Regions from separate parts of the Homo sapiens genome. Here region 2 is linked to region 1. A link is a contact called in ENCODE Hi-C or POLR2A ChIA-PET data. All regions are on one chromosome and are shown on one strand. Each heading gives the region's core, a stretch centred on a gene start or an enhancer-like site at or near the end of the contact. The rest is flanking DNA. Distances are from core to core; before and after follow the strand shown. Region 1 overlaps OSTN (osteocrin). Region 2 overlaps MB21D2 (Mab-21 domain containing 2).

What was found. A loop is a pair of places that touch in the nucleus more often than their neighbours do. ChIA-PET counts read pairs that join two places held with the same protein, here RNA polymerase II (POLR2A). Pooled maps may share reads with other maps.
Region 2: a loop to region 1 is called in a pooled map, with 2.1 times the contacts of the local background. The contact joins two enhancer-like sites. A Hi-C loop is called at or near these places in 1 of 37 single-sample maps with no recorded cell type and 2 of 50 pooled maps. POLR2A ChIA-PET finds 5 or more read pairs at or near these places in 1 of 52 experiments (A673).

Annotation. Positions count from the first base shown.
Region 1 is chr3:191,251,369-191,255,273 of GRCh38, forward strand. The region is part of intron 4 of OSTN (osteocrin); the gene reads left to right. Among named protein-coding and RNA genes, the nearest start is that of OSTN-AS1, 19 kb to the left of the region's middle. Within about 2 kb of position 1,828, at least 3 of the 41 ENCODE cell types and tissues checked have a DNase peak (open chromatin) inside an H3K27ac peak, as active enhancers do.
Region 2 is chr3:192,831,913-192,835,817 of GRCh38, forward strand. The region is part of intron 1 of MB21D2 (Mab-21 domain containing 2); the gene reads right to left. Among named protein-coding and RNA genes, the nearest start is that of MB21D2, 84 kb to the right of the region's middle. Within about 2 kb of position 1,784, at least 4 of the 41 ENCODE cell types and tissues checked have a DNase peak (open chromatin) inside an H3K27ac peak, as active enhancers do.

The DNA.
Region 1 (3,905 bases), core at 578-3,077:
GTGCATGCCCGCTCCCTAACAAATAAGACAAACTGGAACTGCTTTAACAATCTGAGGCTAGAGCAGAGGGAATTTTGCCTTCTGCTTCTCTCGAGATAATCCTTAGACCAATAATTTAGAGGCCCCAAAAGTATCATATTAGCCCTGATCTTGTCTTAATTTAAATCATCCCATTTTTTCCCTCCTCCTCATGCTCTAAAACCACAATAAATAGTCAGTATTTTTTCTCAACTCTCTCGTTCTCAAAATCACTCAGTTAAAATAAATTTCATTATCATGGAGTTGTTTAATGAACCTCTGCAGTTAATGAATGTCTATAGATACAAGAGAACTTACTGAATACTGCCAAGAACACTGCCTTTTAATCAGCATCATCTTCAAAACAGGTTGAACATTATTTCTTCGTATCTAGAGATATACCAAGTATGGTCACTCTTCAAGGTTGTTAAAAATTGCCACATTATATTTGAGTAGAAACTAGCTAATTGCTGTTTAAAAACCAAGTAACTCTTTGAGTCCTCCAGTTTCTTGATGTTCTGAGAACATTATGACAGTGAGATAAAATTAATTAACTTTGATTGGTTTCCACATATACCTTTACCACCCTTGATTATCACCCATTTCAACATTTTTTAGTTCAACCACAACGAGTTATGTTAAACAAATTATACAGAGAACTCATTTTCATATGATTTTTTTTTGGTTTTTTTGAGACGGAGTCTCACTCTTTTATCAGGCTGAAGTGCAGTTGCGTGATCTCGGCTCACTGCAACCTCTGCCTCCCGGGTTCAAGCAATTCTCCTGCCTCAGCCTCCCAAGCATCTGGGACTACAGGCGTGCGCCACCACGCCCAGTTACTTTTTTAAAAATATATTTTTAGTAGATATGGGGTTTCACCATGTTGGCCAGGATGGTCTCGATCTCCTGACCTTGTGATTCTCCTGCCTCGGCCTCCCAAAGTGCTGGGATTACAGGAGTGAGCCACTGGGCTCAGCCTTGAATTTTTATATGAAGACTGAGACCATAGAAATTTCAGCAACTACCAAACTATGAAGACAATTGAATTAATACAATGCTTCCTGAATCACTGTTGGGTGAAATCCAAATTTGTATGTTGTGTCCTTCTCTTAGCAAACTTTGTTAAGCATCTTGATAATCACTGTTCTTATATTAAAATCTCAAGGTGAGAATATCACAAAAGAATCGATTTAGAAAAGAATTTATCATATATTTGCTCTTTCCCGTTCATCAGTCATTGTGGGTTCACCTGTTCGACCGTTTTGTTTCTATTTATTTTCCATCACTGTCACCAAGATTTCTCTCAGACATTTGTTTACTTCCTCATGTGAAGTTTCATGTTATGTAGTTTATGAATAACAAAAGACATGAGATGATAATATATTTCTAATTTCCAATCTAATTTTCAAAGTTACTTTTTATATTTTTATCTACTGTCAACAATATTCCTTTGAATTAAACAGGGGATGTATCATTTAACAGAGAGCAGCTTAAAAGTCATTAAATACTGTTCACACAGTAATACAGCTGAGAGGTTCAAAAACATAAAGTTTCATTTAATCCAACCCCATTTTTTAAAACAATTCAGGAAAATGGAGCTGCAAGAGGAAATTGTCCCAAATTTTATAGACTCTTGGGCAGAGCAAAATCTGGGGTCCGGGTCTTTGGACTTATAGGCCAACATTCTCTTCGTGACCCAAAAGGCCTTCTTGGTGCTAAGTTTTCATTGTTGGATGCTAAATTCATTGGTTATACATTTCTAAGACGAACAGAAATGGTATCTCGCACTTTACAAAAATCTTTGTTTCACTTCTGTGCAGGTTGATGGATTTACTTTTGGAGCAGGTTTATTTGTGGGTTTTCATCTTCCGGGTTTCACTTTAACACTTCCTATTAAAAGTAAAACTGCTATCTAATTATGGAAGTTTTGCTTCATTCGAGGTGAAGTCTGGAACAGCTGCTCTATGATGCCTACTATAGGGGCCAAATGCCCGCTGAGGTTTTGCTAACAGTCACTGACATGAGGCAGATGGATACATACGAGAAAAGTCACACAAATTTATTTAACATTTATACCTGGGAGGCTTAAGGATGAAGACCTCAACTTTCCAGGGGGTATAGATGCTTATATAACATCTTAAGGTTACAGAAAGAATGCAGACTCAGCATGACCACAACCAGGTTTTAATAATAGTTTCAAGACAGGCTATGGGAGAGAGAATGGAAGAGGCTTGGCTAGCAAAGGTGGATTTGTTATGTAGATGAAACCTCATTGGCAGCAGCCCTCAGAGAATTTAGATGGTGAATGTTTATTTTCAGTAGTTTAAAGGTACCAAACTCTCAGCTAATCTTTCCTAGATCTGGACAAGGGAAGGGCTGGTTGCATTAATGCAAATTCTCTACAGATCTACAGATGCAAATTTCCCCCACAGAAGACACATTTTCAGGATCACTTCAGAATATGTTAAAGAAATATATTTTGGAGTAAAATACTTTTTATTTACTTCAATCCCCACTTTGAAACTTAAAAAGCGTTTCACATATTAAAAGCCAAACTAACAGCTTTGGAGAGATTTGGATTAGAGGTTGTTAGATAGAAATAGACAAAAGATGGAAAGACAAATTGGGATAAACAGAAAAAAGTAAATTTAAATATATTATCTCAAGTCTTGTTTAGTCAGTCTCTTAGTCCTGAGAATAGATCAGTTCAGTTAAATAGCTGTGTCCCATTCCAGAAGGTGGCATGGGAGTTGGACTAGGCCTCTATATGTGATGCAGATAAACAGATCTTTAATAAGAAGTATTTCTAAGGAAATAGAAAAAAACAAGGGTTAAACAGAGGTTAAAAACTGTCTAGAGCAGTCTATAGACTAGTTTTTCTAGAGTCTCTGAAGCATCTTCAGAATGCAATGGCAATATGCCAGATTATTCTGAATTGTGTTACAAAATAGGGTTTCAAGTGAACTTTCTGAGAAGTCCGTATCAGCAGGCGTGAAGGTTGTTTACATATAAGTGGCTGTTATTTCTCTCAAAATTTAAATTGTCTAACTTCAGTCTGCCGGGCTTTATGAAAAGCACAGTTTTAATTTCTAGAGATTTCAGGTTAGAAAAAAATGGAAGAAAAAATTAAAAACCTTAGTTTGGAGACTTGTAGCCAAGAAAGAATTCAAGATTCAGTCCAAACTATAGGCAAATAATAAAAACTCAAAAACAATGAATAAGGCTAGAATCTAACAACAGGTGTCTGTATAGTTTTCTTTTGAAAGATAATTTTTCTCTCTCCACTTCCCCATTTCTACCAAAGATAAGTCATAGTCCTTATTTATTTGCAAAATAAGTTTTAGTCATATTATATATTCTACTTGGTCTGATTATTTGCATGAAGTACAGCAAAAATGTGATTGGCCATACAAGGTCTTTTTAAATTGGCTTTACTGAGACTTTCCTTATAAGGAATCTCAGATTAGACTTTCAAAAGCTTCTTGAGGTTAACCAAATCAAAGATTTATTTGTGCTTGTACACACCTGTATGAATTTGGGTGAATTTCTCTCTTCTCAGGGTCCTAAAATAACTTGAGATTCCTGGGCCTGTCAGAAAGTGACATTCTTTAGTTCAGCTGTCCCCAGGCTTTTCGGCGCCGGGGACTGGTTTCCTGGAAGACAATTTTTCCAAGGACCAGGGGGCAGGGGAGGAAATGGTTTTGGGATGAAGCTGTTCCACCTCAGATCATCAAGCATTAGTTAGACTCTCATAAGGAACACACAACCTAGATCCCTTGCATGAACAGTTCACAATAGGATTCGTGCTCTTATGAGAATCTAATGCCACTGTGGATCTGACAGAAGGTGGAGCTCAGGTGGTAATGCTCACTTGCCCACTGCTCACC
Region 2 (3,905 bases), core at 534-3,033, 1.6 Mb after region 1:
TAGCTAATTAAACTGGCTCTGCTGGGCTTTGCCAACTCACTTTTAATGCTATTGCCTCAGGCTCCTATCACAATTTATACTCAAAATGACTGCTACAAAGCCCAGCTGAGAGGAAAAAAAACAGTCAAGGAGAACCATCCACAGCAGTGTTCCTTAAACCTGTTTGAGCATAAGAAATCACTTGGTGCCTTTGATAAATACACACCCAGGCCCCTTGCCTAGAGACTCTGATTCAGTAAATCTGCAGCTGGCATTGGAATCTGTATTTTAACAAGGGCCCCAGGCAGTTCTTACGAACACACAAGTTTCAAAACACTGATCTAAACAAGATAATATTGACACACTTACTGATATTTTTTCTTGGATCAAACTGTAATAGAAAATCACAAACCTAGATTGCCTTAGTTACATCTCCTCCCCATATAAAAATGCTTTCAACTAAGTGAAAGATTTTACTGAAGGCCAATGCAAAAAACTTGTCTTACCAAGTAAAGTTTATCATCAGCTGGAAAACTTACTTAAGTGATGGCAAATTACACTATTCAATGTTTATAATATTTAAAAATCTGCATAATAAGGATATGAAAGAGTATGTCTCGCCAGGTGCGGTGGGTCACGCCTGTAATCCCAGCACCTTGAGAGGCTGAGGCGGGCGGATCACGAGGTCAAGAGATTGAGACCAGCCTGGCCAACATGGTGAAACCCCATCGCTACTAAAAATACAAAAATTAGCTGGACGTGGTGGCGTGTGCCTGTAGTCCCAGCTACTCGGGAGGCTGGGGCAGGAGAATCACTTGGACCCGGGAGGCGGAGGTTGCAGTGAGCCGAGAGATCGAGCCACTGCACTCCAGCCTGGGCAACAGAATGAAACTCTGCCTGGAAAAGAAAAAGGGGACCGGGGGGAAGAGTACATCTACTGACAGACCTGTCTCTTTTAAATCAATCAATAAAAGTTGCTAGGCAACCATATTTTCCTTTTTTGCATAGACTGCCAGGAATCTTTTATCTAAAATTTATGCCCTCAAACAATAGCTATCTACCTATGTCAAATAAAACATTTCCTGTGAGATGTTAGCTTTGCCCTGTATTTTAATGGACACATTATAGTAAAATCTTTTTCCTTTAGACCTTTTTTTTTTTGGAAGAAAGCAGAAAACAAATTTTGAAGTCAATAATGTTAGGTCATTTTTGTTGTTGTTTCTAATCACATTCAGACTAAACAACTGTAACACAATTTCTAGCAATTCTTCCTTCAGTTGCTCAGGTTGTCTCCCCTCGTGGCAATCCCTTGGCCTGCTTTTAAAACACAAAACAAATGCTAACCCTATCTTGGCAAGGAAAGTCAATGACTCATTCAAGCCAAAGAGTTAAGAGACTAAACAAAAAATAATTTTAGCGCAGCTCCTCAAAAGGCTCTTCTTTTCTCTCTCAGATGTACAACATAATTTTCTGACAATCTGACGCAACTATGGCAGCACATTCAAGCCATTAAAAATCTTTTTTCTGCAAAAACAAAACAAAAACAAAAAACTTCCACTTCATTTTTAAACATCTCATTTGTGTGCCTTCAGTTTCGCAACAGAAATTCATCCTTGACCTAAACTTCTAAATATTCCACAAACAATAATTAAGTCACTAGGACCCTGCTGTGAAAAGGGCATTTTCTGACAGATGGGCTACGAAGTCAGAGCACAAAAATAGATTCTATGCTTTTCCAGCCTTACAGAGCAAGGAGACGTGGGGCAAGGGTTTCCATAATCAACCTTCAGAACAACCCTAGAACTCTGGGTGCACGTAGTGTCTCAAAAGGACATGACTAAGTTGTCAATACTTTAGAGCGTGGGATAGTGTTACTCGCTGTTGTTGCAATGAAGTTTTTCAATCTCTATGATTCTTCTCCTACCAGCCTGGCTGCCCAGGCTAACTTCACCCTCTTCTCCTTCTAGGGAAAGGTCTTTTCCTCTGTTGAGTCCTGCAGACTTCCCTCTCTTTCCATCAAGGCTAATCCCATCCTCCCCTGTATTCCCATGACACTCACAATATGGCATCACAAATGGTTGTCTCATATGTCTGTCTCTGCTACTGAACCAAGCAGCTTGAGGTCAACGATCTCAGTTCATTCATCTTTGAATTGCAGGACCAATCACACTGCAGGTACATGGTACATGGCAGGTACTCTGCCAATTTGTGTGAATGAATGAATCGAGTTCAGCAACACTGAGGTCCCTCAGATTCTCTGACTCAAATCCAGTTATGAGGCCGGGCATGGTGGCTCACACCTATAGTCCCAGCTACTCAGGAGGCTGATGTAGGAGAATCGCTTGAACCCAGGAAGTGGAAGTTGCAGTGAGCCAAGATCATGCCATTGCACTCCAGCCCAGACGACAAAGCGAGACTGCATCTCAAAAAAAAAAAACCAAACAAAACAAAACAAACAAAAAAACCCAAATCCAGTTATGATGCAAATAAGGACATGAGGACTGAGGAAGTAATTTTCCCCAGTTATATCAAAAAAAAAAAAAAAAAAGAAGAAGAAAGAAAAAAGACAAAAATCCAGATTTTCTCATCCCCATTCCACTGCTTTTCTATCATGCCTCCTCTTTGCACATGCTGTTTCTCCTGTGGGGCCACTCCTTTTTGTGTCTTCTGCCACTACTTTTCCGACCTTCCTGAGGTTTCTTAGCCCCTCCCAAGTCCTTCACATCTCAGCCAAGGAACAAAAACAAGGAAACCAAACACCACAAAGAAGTGCCAGCTGTTCTACCGTGAGAGCAAGACAAACTGGGAACACAAATGCAATGCTGGCAGAATTTCTTTCTGGGATAGACTGAAATGTTCCTTGAATTGCGCAGACAATTACTTTCTACCACAGGTACAGATGTTTGAGAGGATTGTTCTTTTTTTTTTTTTTTTTTTTGAGACAGAGTCTTGCTCTGACGCAGGCTGGAGTGCAGTGGCACGATCTCAGCTCACTGCAACCTCTGCCTCCCTGGTTCAAGCGATTCTCCTGCCTCAGCCTCCCGAGTAGCTGGGACTACAGGCGCATGCCACCATGCCCAGCTAATTTTTGTATTTTTAGTAGAGACAGGGTTTCACCATGTTGGCCAGGATGGTCTCAATCTCTTGACCTCGTGATCAGCTCACATCAGCCTCCCAAAGTGCTGGGATGACAGGCGTGAGCCACCACGCCTGGCCGATTGTTCACATTTTATTTGGCCAGGGATCTTTAGAAAGTGTCTTTAAAAAAAAAAAAAAAAAAAAGCTGGGTGCGGTGGCTTAAGCCTGTAATCCCAGCACTTTGGGAGGCTGAGGCGGGCAGCTCACGAGGTCAGGAGATCAAGACCATCCTGGCTAGCACGGTGAAACACCGTCTCTACAAAAAAATACAAAAAAATTAGCTGGGTGTGGTGGCGGGCACCTGTAGTCCCAGCTACTCGGGAGGTTGAGGCAAGAGAATGGCGTGAACCTGGGAGGTGGAGCTTGCAGTGAGCTGAAATCGCACCACTGCACTCCAGCCTGGGCGACACAGCGAGACTCTGTCTCAAAAAAAAAAAAAAAAAAAAAGTCTTAAAAACATACAAGCACATTTGCAAATTTTATTCCACTTAATCCAGAAAAATGCTAGGCCCTGATTCCCAAATCACTTATAGATTCCAGAAAAAAATGATGACAATTTGATCTAATTTCTTAAAACATTTTAACCGTCTGTTGGTCTAAAACTATTTATTAAGACATCAAGAATCATTTTCAGTCTTAACTCTGGAATTAAACTAAAAAATTTAGATGAATCACTTCTACTATTGTCTCTGTTCTACCTTTGCTTAAATATAACAAAACTCTGCCAACTTACAGATTTACTAGCCTTGATCCTAGAATTCATGGTGAAAAACCTGACCTCCTTTGGA